Linked DNA regions of Homo sapiens: all the other regions are linked to region 1. The links are chromatin loops, found by intact Hi-C in ENCODE. Cell type or tissue: GM12878. All regions are shown on one strand.

Region 1 (5,000 bases):
CATCCACAGACAAAGATGCCTAAACTCTGGGGAGCCTCAGCTATTTCCCTTCATGCACTGGTTATTTGAAATCATCTTTAGTTAATTAATGTGAAAGAATTACATTATTTCATGAGAGAATATTGTAATAGTTTTTAAAGGGTAAAAATATGGCTATAGAAAGGTTGAGTGTTGCCTACATATTTCTATAGATGCAGTAACAATCATTGAGTTAAACTTTTAATAATAGATGGTGAGTTTGTTTTCTCAGTTTTATTACTGAGCTGCTGGTAGCCTGGGATTAAAGCAGATGAGACTGACAGGCAGAGAGGGGGTTTCAATGCATGACAGTTTCAAGGATCTGCTCAGATGCACCGTGGGTAGCTTGGAAAAGCAGGATGGCAAAAAGCTATAAAAACCACCAAAAATCAAACCAAACTGGCAAAGATATACTGTGTTCAGAGCTTCTTGCTGGCTGCTGAAAGAGAACAGGGGATCTTGGAAAGGGAGGAATGTAGACCGAAAAGAATCTCTGCAGACTTGTACCTTTACCAATTATATTTTAAAGGCATTTAATTGTTCATCTGTTATGCAGAGGAGTGCACTATGAGTTTCCTATGGATGTGCTGAAAGTATGTGTAGGAAAACATTAATGAACATGCATTTTTTGAAATACTGGAATAAATCACAGTTGCACCTTGCAGGTAGTTGGTGCTTTAAAAATGCACAAAACACTCATAAGGTCACTATAGTATTAGATGCTTACAGTAGTCCCACAATGGAGGCAGGGTGGACATTAGTGCTATTCCCCTTTTACCAAGTCATTGAGACTCTAAGATATGAAGTGACTTTTGACAGTGACATGCTGAGCTGGAACGTAAGCTTATATTTTACAATTTCTAAGTCCAACTCTTTGTTTTAATATTGCACACCAACTTTTCCTAATTAAAGATATGATCTGATTTATGAAAGAAATTACTTGCCTAGAAATGATCAAAATAATTTGAAAGAAACTAAATCCTATTAACTTTTATTTACTGCCATTTGTATGTAATATTTAAGATTAAAATATTCATTATTTTTCCTTGAAGTAAGTATTATGTGGTCTGGATTGCCTAGGACCAATTGAAAAGCATTTTATAGATGATAATATGACTTGGTACAAAATGCTGATTAAAGTGAAGCATAAAAAATTATTTATGCATCACATATCTCCATAACATATGACTGAGCACATTTTATATTAATTTATTATGGGAAGTGTAGCCACTTACAATTAATCATATATTAGAAAGCGAGTTTCCTTAATCTATGGTGTGGTACTATTTTACTTTATGTAGCATGATTCATGCAAGTGGTATAAATAGCCTTAGAGAGTTAAACAACAGCCATAGACCATAATGATAAATAATGGAAGAGAAAAAAATTAATGAATAGAAGAAAGTGAGAAAAGATACATTATCAAATAAGCGAGAAGAAAGGATTGCAAGTATAATTTAAAGTCTTGCCAAAATGGATTGGTAGTTTCCAGGAAGAACATTTACATCATGCTCCTAGAACACTTACCAGCCAGTGCAGTGTGAATATTTCACTTCAGTAAGAATAACAGAGATGCAGCTCATACTGCAGTTGTTTTAAAGGCAGACTTGAGAAAATTCAAACTCTAGCCATGAGAAAAGATCCTCAAGTTACTTTTACGTGGAAAAATCTGAGGCTCTGAAGTTCTTTGGCTCATAGTAACAAACAAGCAGTCCCTTTTCGTTATCGTTGTGATTTTCATTGTAATGGTTTCTAATTTAGTCTTGAGATCTTTCTCTTGAGAATGGCCATGAGCCGTGATACCACTTTCTAGGAGAGTCCTGACAGGGGAGTTTATTCTGGTGTGTGTATCTGGTGAGACAATGAGGAAGTGAAACCAAAATGCACGAAACAGAAGAAATTTATTACTTACAGGTCTGGAGAGGTCGGGGTGCTGATGGGCAGCCAACAGGAAGTCCAGAGGCAATAGAGTGCTTAACTAGCTGGTGGGGGAGGAGAGAGAGAGAGTCAGAGAGAGAGAACCTGTGAGACTGCAGCTATACTAAAACCCATAGGTGTTATCACTTAAGCTTTCTCAAAGGAGTTGTGGCTTGAGTCCTTTTAAGACAACACGCTCAAAGTGGGGAACTTGATCACAGGACTCTGATGTTAACCATTAGGTTTCACCATGGCCAGCAGCTGTGGGGTGTGTTGGGTTTGGGGTCAGCAGGATGAAAAACGAGCAGACAATATCTCAAAGCACCGTAAGGGCCAGGAAACTTAACTAGACTGAAGGGGACAGGGTGCAGCTGGGCTTCCAGCAACTTACGTCAGGCTTAAAAATAGATGCTGAGGCGGAAACTTTATTAAGCAAATGTATGACAATCATATTAGCCAAAATCTGAGTACTGGTTTTTCCAAAACCCAAAGGGTGATTATTAGTGGTCTTAAAAAGCCTTGTTGATGACATGTTGAGCCTAAGGATGAAATGCTGTGTGAAGAGAGGCTCCAACTATATGCACAGCCTGTTTGTATTCCCGGATCCGCGTCGGGCAGGCTGTTACCTGGATGGAGAAGCACGTCATCAGAACAAACGGGACAAGTGAGGAAAGAAATGCTTCCACCTAAAATTCATTCAGTCTCCAAGAAGGAGGACTTCTGTTTTACCAGAGAGAGGAATCAGAGCATTCTCTGTTCCAGAATGGCAGATAAAAGTGGCACACTGGAGACACTTTAGAAAGGCTGACTATAAAAAAATGAGATATTTTTTCACAGGTGAAATTGGCAAAAGTGTCTTATCAATCTGTAGCCAGACTCACCACACATGTGAGCAATTAGAAATCCACAAGTATTTCTAGAAGTTTAAGGAAAATTTCTACCAAATCAATTTCTGTTTTCCTTACACTCCACCTGGAAATTGGCTGAACAATCAAAGATGAACTGATAGATAACATGATCCTGATGAAGATTAGCAAGTTTAATAACTTTTTTCTTATCTGAAATAGAATTATAGGTTGGTGCAAATGCAATCGTGGTTTTTGTCAAACCACGATTGCTTTTGCGCCAATCTAATATTATGAAAATGATATGGGTTTGTTTTAGTAAAAAGAAGATATTGATAAAGTATTATAATTTGCTTAGGTAGAAAAGATGTCACAGATTTTCTTCACTTACTTAAATAACAATGCGTCTGAAAAAAATATATATATAAACATATACACTCTCCACACACACCCACACCCATACCCACACCCACAAGGATGTGGGTTGCTACATGGTAGAGTGAGCTGGGATGGCTAGGGACTACAGGTTATTGGACCATTGGATAAGATATGTAAGAAGGGAGGGGAAGGGAAGGAGAGGGGAGGGGAAAGGGAGGGGAGTGGAGGGGAGGGGAGGGCAGGGCAGGGCAGGGCAAGGCAGGGCAGGGAAGGGAAAGGAAGGGAAGGGAAGGAGTGATCACCACCTCACGAGACTAACAAATGGAAAGAAAACAAAAGGAAGCACAAGTCTGGGGAGGGGAGGAAGTGGAGAAAATGTTTGTTGGAGGTGCTCCATTAGGCCCACTGGCCAATTATCTTAAAAGAAGTTCAACAAAAAATGAGTCAGGTAATATGGATTTTTCCCCTTTATTCAATGGATTTGGGTTTAGAATTAACTGAGGTTATAGATGTTCTGTTTATGTGAGCTTTCCAGCCAAACCAAAGGCTTTTCCAGACACGTTTCTGTCTCCTGATCTTGTTCCTGGCCATATTCTCCTTTCCCAGAGGACATAAAGATAATTATGTCACTGAGGACAAGGAGTGTGGCTTCTGGAGAGCAGAGTGCTGACCTAAAATCAGAAACTTGGACGACACCAGAGGAAACAATATGGTAGAGGATCAGTCTGCAGAGCCCATGAAGAGACAAGTCTCAGACAACCAGAATTGGAAAGTTATGTAGGAAAGAATGACATCAGTTAAAAGCACCGAAGTGGGTTATCACTGTGCTATTCACAAGATTACTAATTCTCACCTACCAATGTACAAATTACTCAAATATTGTGCCCTCTTTATTTTCAGGGGGAGATTTTGCACAATGTTAAGTCTTCTGTGAGTGACATAACGTGCCGGCAGATCCATTTTATTCAAACAAAGATGCGGACAGGTAGTGGCAGTTCCATGACAGGGGAACTGTTCTGCAGACATGCCTCACAGTGTGAAAAGGGCTTTTTCTCTTCTCCCCAGTGATTCATTCTCATAGGAAAGAGAAATGGTTTCAACCCCAAATTTATTGAACTTTCATTTGTATTTCCACTTGAAACAAAATTACCATGAAAAGGAAGAATAGAAATTTATTGTATTTTACCTTAGGTATATTTGGCATTTTTGAAAGTTAAAAATATGTAGGCAAATATAAATTTATATAAATTACAGAAATATGTATTTATCATGCCCGTATTGTGTAGTACAAGGCACCTTGCTTGGTTAGAGTTACAGAGGGTAAAAATGGAAAAGATCTCTTCCTATGCATGTGGAATGGAAAAGATGGCCCATGTTTTTCAAGTCTGTTCCCTTGAAGATGTTGCCTTTTCCCTCATCCTAGCAAAACTAACTATTCTAACCTTTGTTCGCTTGTTAACAGTCAGTATCAACCATGCCACTGGAGAGTCTGAGCACATTGAATCGTGTCTTTTCTTTAGCTTTGCATATTCAGCCTTAGTAAGTTTTTGCCATAAACTCCGTACTGTAAGATATCTGTGGCATAAGTGAACAAATAATTGCCACCTCCATTGGTTAGAGTTACCTCAAAACCTGGGTCTGGCTTCCCAGTCCAGGTTTCCATGTAGCAGATCACAAATAGACACACAGAATTGTGTGGACATCCAAGAGCTAGATATAACTACAAGTCTTATAAACAAAGCATTAACATGCAGAAAACCAAACTTCATGTTTTTGAAAGCTTCCTCTCACTAATGACCTGCTGCCTAATGTCTCCAAGAAAACCATCATTCAAGCATGCCA
Region 2 (5,000 bases), 110 kb after region 1:
AGAAGAAGCTGCCAAACCAATTCACTGGAGAGGATACAAAGCAACGGAAAACGGAATACATTGCTAATAGTATATAAGAAGTCACTGTACTATTTTTGCAAATTTTTGTTAACTTAAATGCATTTCAATATAAACTTTTAAAACAAGGAAAGAAAATTTGCTTAACTAATAGCTGATATGGAAAGGATTTCTACATTATAAATTTTAAGGAGTAATGTCAAAGCTAATGATAATAAAACAAACCCAAACAGGAAACCAAACTGCTTCAAAATGATATCCCCTTTAACATAGGAAGAGAGGTCAGAAAAATGTCTTAGTGCTCAAAAGCAGGATGTTTTCTAGTACATTCTTGCTTGCATACAAACTCTCACTCAGGGTAGAGAATACATTGATCGTAGAGAAAAGAGTGATAGTCACTTTATGTACATGTAAGTAAAACACAGTTGAGATTATGAGCCAAAAAATGCATATCTTTTTCAATAGTGTCAGTTTACATGCTTTTGTTAACTTTATGATTCAAGTCTTTATCCAAAGAGCTGTGTCACTAATAATTCAAGTTCACATGATTTATCAAATATGGTATTAAGTTTTTATAAATCATCATGGCCCAAATGAGATATTATTCAGAGATCTTTATGTTTAATGAAATCTCACATAATGTTGAATTGCCTAAACTGTTTTAATTCATGTATCTCACAAAAATGTACTTTGTCATCTAAAACAATAAGGAAATTTCCAGAAATAGAATGCTTCCATGCAAATATATAAGAAAATTAATATTCACAATAATTTTCTATGTGAGTGCTCATTATTTTAAAAAATAGTATTAATAAAAAATATCCTTATTGTTTTCACATCCACACACCCTGAAAAAATGAAAGTAAATAAAAACTTAAAAAATAAATGATTGCTTTTATAAAACTTCCAAGATATTTCCTAATATTCTGTGCTATATTTTTGTAAACAAGTTTATAAAACACCTAAGAAACAAGAAAGAATTTACTATACCAGAAGTGTTTTTTTTTTAAAAGAAAAAAAAGAGCTTAAAAAATAGCTCAACTCCTAAAAATTCAAGTACTGTTGTTGGATCTTCATGTATTATTTAAAAGTACCAGTGAATGCATTTATAAATTATGTTTCTAATGGTAGGCTAATGGAACAAAATGAAAAAAACAGTCAAGAATTGTGTTTTTACAAATAACCTTTAGCTGACATCAATTTAGGCGTGACTAAATACTAAATACACACAAAGTTCGAGTCATAATGACAAGATGCCACTTTATTTTTAAAAATTCTCACCTCCTTTTCAAAAGTAAGAAAAACACAAAAAAATGCCCCTGCAAGTTGCAGATTCCAATGCTTCTTGTTATCAAGAAATTGCAAACCCCGTAGTAAATTTTGAAAATACATTGTTATATTATGCATTTCCTCACAAACTCCATGCATCTTTTGCATTGCATGTGACAGAATGTACATATTGCCTTTGAATCTAACAACATTGGTTCACTCCATTCCTCCCTTTGATGTTACGCAGTAACTTTTATTTTTTAATCTTGTTTTAGTTGCCAAATGTTAATTTATAGTATAGAAATATCAATGTTTTCTTTTGTTTTTAGAAACAGGGTCTCACTGTGTTGCCCAGGCTGGCCTTAAACTCCTGGGCTCAAGCAATCCTCCCATCTCAGCCTCCCAATTTCTCAGCCTCCTAAGTAGCTGGGACTACATGTGTGTACCACTGAGCCCAGCCAATTCGTTTTTGTGTGCTCTTTCCAAAATGAACATTTCTATACCATTTTTAACATATGGCACTAACAATGAAAATCGTCATTGGATCTCATGCCCACAACCTTTTCAAAATCAATCAGGAGCTTTAAGGGGAACATAATGCATTATGTCTCTTTATATTTACTTTGAGTTTGTTCCCATGAGAAGCTGTGGCATTCATCTACAGTAATTTGTACATGCTACAGGATTTGATTCAACACAATTAGAAGATATATGGTAATACACTGATGTGAATGGGTGGTTGAAAGTTGAAATTTAGACAAAAAGAAAGAAGACCAGTAGAGAAGTTAAGAGAACAGATTTAAAAATCAAAAATTCCAGGTATGTAATAAATCAAACTAAAGGAAGTTTTAAAAAGTTGGTCATATTCAACTCAAAAGAAATTTAACTTGAGGTGCGTCGCAGAGAACAATTCTTTTGCCTGATTTATTCTGAAGAGACAAAAAATGTGGAACTGTGTCAAAGCCATCACTTTTAATGTAAATCAGTTTCCTTAGAATAGTGCTATTTAGGCATTCTTGTGCTTATACCTTCTAAAAGTGAGATTGCATGGTTTCAGTTTCACTTTGGATGTAGAAAACTGCAGTAGAACTTTGCTCCCACTCTAACAATGAGTAGCAGCCAGAAATACTATAAAATTATAACTATTTCAGCCCATCAGAGAGCCAAAGCAATCAAGTGAACTGGATTCCAATATGTGACAAGCCCCTCAGAGGGCAGAGGGGCACATAAATTGTTTCCTCTTTTGGAGCAGCAGAGGAAGTGGTAGCAGCAAGCATGATACCAGGCAAGAAAAATGTCTTCAGCAAATGGTTAAAGGAAGAGTGTGCTCCTAAAGGAGTCAGCAACCATTCACCGGCTCCTTTGTGCCTGCAGCTACCACTGAATGCTTATGGGGAAGACTGAAGCCCAGAGCCATCCCAGACACACAGATGGTGAGCAGCTACTGCAGGAGACAGACACCGAACTGTCAACACCGTGGACTCTTCTCTCATAGGAAGCAAATGCCATGTGCTGCTTGGGGACAGCCAGGAAATGCTGCTGCCATCTAGTCTTAGGCCAAGGCCAGGAGCTTCAGGGGAGGGTGGAAAACCTGCACGTCTCCATCTGTTATTCACAATGTAATGTTGATCTGCTAATAGGAGAGGTGTGGGGAAAACACACTCATGGACACAGCCCTGCTCTGAAACAAAGGAGACTTCAGCTGACACTAGACAAGAACAAAAAGACACTTGTACTCAAGCACCCCCACTGACATGCCGCAGAGACTGGCACCTTGTCGGGGAGGCAGGATGGCGAGAAAGCCCCACCTCTGAAGTTCAGAAGCACAAGGCCTGACGATGACTAAGGATGGACCGGACAATGGCACCTTCCCCCTCCCCCAAAAGACTTCCCCCCAGAAGCCTCTCATTGAGTAACAAACAACAGCAGTCTACTGTGGGGAAATAATTAGGAACAAATAGGCACGCTGAGCATTGAGAGAAGGGCGATTAAAATGTGTCCATTGAATACGCTAAGAAAGAAAAGACAATGTCAGAGATAAAGAATTCCTTTGACAGGCATGCCAGAAAGCTAGACACCAAATTGATGTGCCTAGAGGAAGAAAATGGAGGAAGCTGAAGACAGGTCAATAGAAATTTTTCAAATTGAAACTCAGAGAGAAAGAAGGAATAAAATGGAACAAAAATCCAAGAGCCGTGTCAAAAGGTCTTATATACATGTAACTGGAATTTCAAAAGGAGAAGAGAAAGTGGGACAAAAGAAACATTGAAGATATAGTGACCAAGAAATAGACAAATGTAATGAAAGGAAACCAACCACAGATCCAAAAATCTCAAGTAACCACTAGCAGGATTAAAGAAAAACTCTAAATTTATCATTATCAGACTACTAGAAATCAAAGAGAAGAAACATTTTGAAGGCATCCAGGGATCAAAGAAGAACAAAAAAGTACCAACAGAGAGAGACAAAGATGAGAAGACATCAGGCTGTCATCAGAACTGATGCAAATCACAAGAGAATAGAGTCACGTGTTTAAAGTACCAAATGAGAAACCTGAAAATCTACAAATTTATACAACATGTGAAAATATCCTCTAAAAGTTAAAGCAAAGAGTTTTGATTTTTTTTTTCTTTTTTCAGAAAATCAAATCATGAGTGATATTGTGGCCAGCATATCTAAATTAAAAAATATTTTAATGAAGTCCATAAGAGGATAATATAAGATGGAAATGTGGAAATACAGAAAGAAATAAAGAGAAACAGAAATACGAAAAACGTGAGCAAATATGAATGACCTTTTTTTTATTTATAATACCTTTTAAAGAAAAATGTCTAAAGATTAATAATAATGCTTTGCAGGATTTACAATATGTAGAGTTCAAATGTATGACAAAAACAAGGAAGTGGGGAGGAAATGAAACCATATATTGGGAAGTTTCTTAGAAATTATGTGAAGAGGTTTTTTTTATATGTGACTGTGATCATTTAAAAATGTATATAAGCCCCGCCGGGTGCGGTGGCTCACGCCTGTAATCCCAGCACTTTGGGAGGCCGAGGCGGGCAGATCACGAGGTCAGGAGATCGAGACCATCCTGGCTAACATGGTGAAACCCCGTCTGTACTAAAAACACAAAAAATTAGCCAGCAGTGGTGGCGGGCGCCTGTAGTCCCAGCTACTTGGGAGGCTGAGGCAGGAGAATGGCGTGAACCCGGGAGGCGGCGCTTGCAGTGAGCCGAGATCGTGTGACTGCACTCCAGCCTGGGCGACAGAGCGAGACTCCGTCTCAAAAAAAAAAAAAAAAAAGTATATAAGCCCTAGAGATAAACAATTGAAAAATAATGCAATAAAAAGTTCTATCAATAAGCCAATAAAATAAATAAAAATGAATCATAAAATATATTTAATTATTTCAAAATAAGGCAGGAAAAAGGGCAAAAGGAATAAATTACATTTAGAGAAAATAGAAAATGAATAGCAAGATGGCGGGTCAATTCTCAACCATCATGAAGAATTAGATTAATACAAAAGGTCTAAATGCCCCATCTAGAAGACAAGATAGTAATATTGGATATAGAAGTAATATCCAACTATATTTTTCTATAAGAAATATACTTTAAATAGAAAGGTATACATGAGTTACAAGTTAAAGGATAGAAAAAGTTACATTGTGCAAATCCTAAGCAAAAGAAATTAGCAGAGGCTCTGTTAGTATC
Region 3 (5,000 bases), 750 kb after region 1:
AATGGAGTAAAAGAATGGCTACTCCACAGGTAAAGCAGCCCCAAGGGCTGCTGGATGCCCATTTTTATGGTTATTTCTTGATGATACTCTAAACAACGGGTGGATTATTCATGCCTCCCTTTTTAGACCATATAGGGTAACTTCCTAATGTTGCCATGGCATTTGTAAATGATCATGGCGCTGGTGGGAGTGTAGCAGTGAGGACGACCAGAGGTCACTATCATTGCCATCTTGGTTTTGATGGGATTTGGCCAGCTCATTTACTGCAATCTATTTTATCAGTAAGGTCTCCATGACCTGTATCTTGTGCTGACCCCTTATTTCATCCTATGATTAAGAATGCCTTAACCATCTGGGAATGCAGCCCAGTAGGTCTCAGCCTTATTTTACCCAGCCCCTATTCAAGACGGAGTAGCTCTGGTTCAAACGCCTCTGACAGACGGACAGGAGTTGATAAAAGTGGATGTATGTAAGAGATATTCCATATATTTAAGAGTTGAAATCCTCAGGACATGGAAACGAAAGGAGGAAGAGAAAGAGGTCATAGTCTGAGGGTCCTGGTGACCAGGCAGGTAACAGTGCCTTTTACTGATGTGTGAAATCAAGGAGGAGCAGCTTTCAGAGACAGACCAAAGGTTTAGGTTTGAACATGAAGAGTGTCCTTAAGAAGTGCAAGTGGGAATGTTAATGGGCAATGAGATCATTTGCATCTGGAATTCAGAGAAGCAAGCTGATCTACAAATTTAAAGTTTGGAGTCATTGGAATGCAAATGGCACTTGTAGCTGGCAACAGCCATGAGCAAGGGTGAGATCTCCAGGCAAGAGCAGAGTGTGAAGGAGACCTGAGAGCAAACTGTGAAGGAGAACAGGATGGAGAAGTCTGCTGAAGAGGACAAGCAGGAAGAGCAGCCTGAAAAGAAGGCAGGGCCATGAGGGGAAGTCAGCTGCCATCAATGAAGCCAGTGTGGAGAAGGAAAGGAGAGATCAGCCAGGTCAAATGCTGAGAGTATGAAATGAAGGCTGAAAATGCCCATCACACATGATGATGTGGAGATACCTACTATTTTGTTAATATGATATTAGCAGGATACAAAGTTGAATGCATTGAGGAGTGAAGAGGAAATGAAAAAATTGGGCTAGTTACGCTCAACAAAATAGAACAAAAGACCCTATTAAAAAATGAACAAAGAATAGATATTTCTGCAAAGAAGATATACAAATAGCTAACAAGCACATGAAAAGATGCTCAATACCACTAATCATTAGGGAACTGCAAATCAAAACCACAGTGAGATACCACTTTATCCCATTAGAATGGCCACTACTGGAAAAAGAGAGAAATACAAAATAATAACTGTTAGCAAGGATGTAGAGAAATTAGAATCTTTAAGTGCTGTTTGTGGGAATGTAAAATTGTATAGCTACTATGAAAACAGTACGGAACTTCCTAAAACATTAAAAATAGAATTACCACATAATCCAGTAATCCCACTTCTGGGTGTGTACCCAAATGAATTAAAAGCAGGGCCCTGAAGAGATATGTGTACATCCATGTTCACAGCAGCACTATTTACAATAGCAAAAAGACAGAAGCAACCCAAGTGTCCATCACTGATGAGCGAATGGATACACAAAATGTAGAAATGTAGTGTATATACAGCCGGGCACGGTGGTTCATGCTGTAATCCCAGCACTTTAGGAGGCTGAGGCGGAAGGATCACAAAGTTAGGAGATCAAGACCATCCTGGCTAAGACGGTGAAACCCCATCTCTACTAAAAATACAAAAAATTAGCCGGGCGTGGTGGTGAGCGCCTGTAGTCCCAGCTACTCAGGAGGCTGAGGCAGGAGAATGGTGTGAACCTGGGAGGTGGAGCTTGCAGTGAGCCTTGGCACTTCACTCCAGCCTGGGCGACAGAGTGAGACTCCATCTCAAAAAAAAAGAAAAAAAAAGAAAAGAAAAGAAATATACGTGTGTGTGTGTGTGTGTGTGTGTGTGTGTGTGTGTGTACACTACTATGGAATATTAGCTCCAAAAAAGAAAACTTTGACACATGCCACAACACGGATGAGCCTTGAGGACATTAAGCTAAGTGAAATAAGCCAATCACAAAAAGACAAATACTGTAAGAGTCCATTTACATGAAGTATCCAGAGCAGTCAAATCAGAGAGAGAAAGCAGAATGGTGGCTGCCAGCGGCTGGAGAAATGGGGAAGGGAAACTTGTTGCTTCATGGGTATAGAGTTTCAGTTCTGCAAGATGAAAAGAATTCCGGAGATCAGTTGCACAGTAATGTGAATACACTTAATACGGCTGAACTGTTTACTCAAAAATAGTTATGATGGTAAAATTTTTTGTTATGTGTATTTCACCACAATTTTTTAAAACTCAGCTATGAAAATGTAACCCTTATATGTGGGTAGAATAAATCACATGTTTTAGTAGCTAAAAAGAAATACTCGGCTAATTATTGTATACACTTCTTTCAAGGAATTTGGTGTAGAAGAAAAAAGAGATCAGGTGGTAACTGAAAGACAAATGTGAGATTAAGAGAAATTCATTTCTTCTATAAATACGGTAGAAGCTCAAGCATATAGAAATGATGATAGGAATGAACTGGGAGGGGGGAAATTTAGAGCAGGAAAGAATAATCAATATTGAGACATCTCTCAGAAGTGGGAGGAGATGCAATCCAGAACACAGATAGAAAGATGAGGCTTGGCCAAGAACACAAACACCTCCTCTAAGTGCAAAGAGAGGGAATGAGGCTGGGAGGAAGGAATGAGGTATTCAGTCAGGTATATTGATTTGGGAGCAGAACGTTGAAGGGTTCTAGTCTAAATGCTTTAATTTTCTTAGAAAAGAATCAGGGTTCTCTTCTGAAAAGACAGGTATTGATGAGGCTTTAGAATTTCCAAAATAGTAAAGAAAGTTCAAAATAGTCATTAAGAGCACAGGAGAACATCCTGGCCAGGGAAATACGGTAGGATTGCTCGGCAGGATGGAGCCCCCATTCAAGGCTGGTATCTTATGAGTTTATCAGGATTCTTATCTGCCCTATTGTGTGGTTTTCTCTGACCTCCTGGGATACCTGGGTACAGGTACAGAGAAAATGTATTGTTGAGTTCGTCCAGAGTTGGGGTTTTGACAAATTTGCCGAGGGACGGGGAGATGATTTGGTAAGACCTAATGTTGAGGAACCAAGGAATCTAAGGTACATATGGAGAGAAATAAGGAGAGACCAATGGATGAGGAAAAGGTTAAAGAATGAATGAACAGGGGGTTCCGAGGGCCAGAGATGGTTTTAGTGGAAGTAGCTGATCAGGCAGCTGGAATGGTTAAAAAAAAACGTGTAGCAAGAGAGAGGAACATGCATATTAAGAATCTTGGCAATGACACTGCATCAAGTTGGTGGGGCGGGGTGGGGGACACATGACAAAGTGGGGGAGTGGCCACATGTGGGGCACCAAGAGGACAGGCCATCAAGCGCATGCTGAAGGCACCCAGGAAGACGGCAGAACCAGGGTGGAGAGAAGACAGAAAACCAAGTGACAAAGCCTTCATTTGTTAGGGAAAAAGGAGGGGTGCTTTTTACAGTTTTATTCACAACATTTGCTATTATGGGTTGCATCGTATCCCCCGAAAATTCCTATGTTGAAGTCCTAACCCCCAGCAACTCAGAGTATGTCCTTATATGGAAATACAGTCATTGCAGATACAATTAATTAATTATGATTATTACAATTAATATAGTTAAGGTGAGGTCCTTAAAGTGGACCTTAATCCAATATTACTGGTTTCCCTATAAAAATGGGAACTTTGGGCCAAGTGCGGTGGCTCACGCCTGTAATCCCAGCACTTTGGGAGACCGAGGTGGGCAGATCACGAGGTCAGGAGATCAAGACCATCCTGGCTAATACAGTGAAACCCCGTCTCTACTAAAAATACAAAACAATTAGCCGGGTGTGGTGGCGGGCGCCTGTAGTCCCAGCTACTCTGGAGGCTGAGACAGGAGAATGGTGTGAACCCAAGGCAGGGCTTGTAGTGAGCCAAGATCGTGCCACTGCACTCCAGCCTGGGTGACAGAGCAAGACTCTGTCTCAAAAAGAAAAGGTACTTTGGGCTGGGCGTGGTGGCTCACGCCTGTAATCCCAGCACTTTGGGAGGCGAGTTAGGTGGATCATGAGGTCAGGAGATCAAGACCATCCTGGCGAATATGGTGAAACCCCATTTCTACTAAAAAAAAAAATACAAAAAATTAGCCAGGCGTGGTGGCGGGCACCTGCAGTCCCAGCTACTAGGGAGGCTGAGGCAGAAGAATGGCATGAACCCAGGAGGTGGAGCTTGCAGTGAGCCGAGATCGTGCCACTGCACTCCAGTCTGGGTGACAGAGTGAGACTCCGTCTCAAAGAAAAGGTACTTTGGACACAAGCACTCACAGGGAGAACACCAAGTGAAGATGAAGGCTGAGATGAGGGCAATGGGCACGGGCACACAAGCCAAGGATCACCCAAGGCTACCACCAGAAGCCAGAGGAGAGGCCTGGAACAGATTCCGCCTCACAGCCTTGCAAGGAACCAGCCCTGCTGACACCTTGATCCTGGACTTCAGCCTCCTGAATGGGGACAGTAAACTGCTGTTAATTCAACCACCCAGTCTGTGGTTCTTCATGACAGCTGACCTAGCAGACACATTTGCCTTAATGCATTTCTATCCCACTCTGTAAAGACAAGTTTTTGGAAGTATTCCTTGGGCCTCAATTTCCTGTCTGGTCAGGCATCTTCACTGAATTCAAGGAACAGAAGTTTTCTTGTCTTCTAGGTACTAGAAGGTCTACTGCAGGTCTGCTATGACTCACACCATGGCAGCCATTGTAGGCAACGGCTCCAATCTATTCATTTCTCACCACTGCTGTCAAGGCCTTGTTCGTAGAACTGCTTTCACAAAATTTACACAACCATCATACATGGTTAGTATCATTTTTCTCATTTTGCAAATGAG

The links. Peaks named below come from ENCODE experiments on the same cell type or tissue, not always from the same donor. Only the 100,000 strongest peaks of a DNase experiment are listed, where the experiment ranks them.
Region 2: a loop joins it to region 1, with 2.2 times the contacts of the local background. A loop is called at or near these places in 1 of 110 quality-filtered maps.
Region 3: it touches region 1 in a loop (6-fold over the local background); 1 of 110 quality-filtered maps calls a loop at or near these places.

The regions. Positions count from the first base shown.
Region 1 is chr6:164,504,700-164,509,699 of GRCh38, reverse strand. LOC107986667 (a long non-coding RNA gene) reads right to left here. Exons shown (of 3, transcript XR_001744460.3): 2 at 1,931-2,000. Among named protein-coding and RNA genes, the nearest start is that of MEAT6, 310 kb to the left of the region's middle. RefSeq lists an enhancer at 1,538-1,717. In GM12878, no CTCF peak of the experiment used is centred here; a DNase peak (open chromatin) is centred at 1,949; H3K27ac peaks cover 1,493 bases.
Region 2 is chr6:164,394,189-164,399,188 of GRCh38, reverse strand. No RefSeq gene overlaps it. Among named protein-coding and RNA genes, the nearest start is that of MEAT6, 430 kb to the left of the region's middle. In GM12878, no CTCF peak of the experiment used is centred here; a DNase peak (open chromatin) is centred at 2,334.
Region 3 is chr6:163,753,490-163,758,489 of GRCh38, reverse strand. The region is part of intron 1 of LOC124901499 (a long non-coding RNA gene); the gene reads right to left. Among named protein-coding and RNA genes, the nearest start is that of QKI, 340 kb to the right of the region's middle. In GM12878, no CTCF peak of the experiment used is centred here; a DNase peak (open chromatin) is centred at 2,199.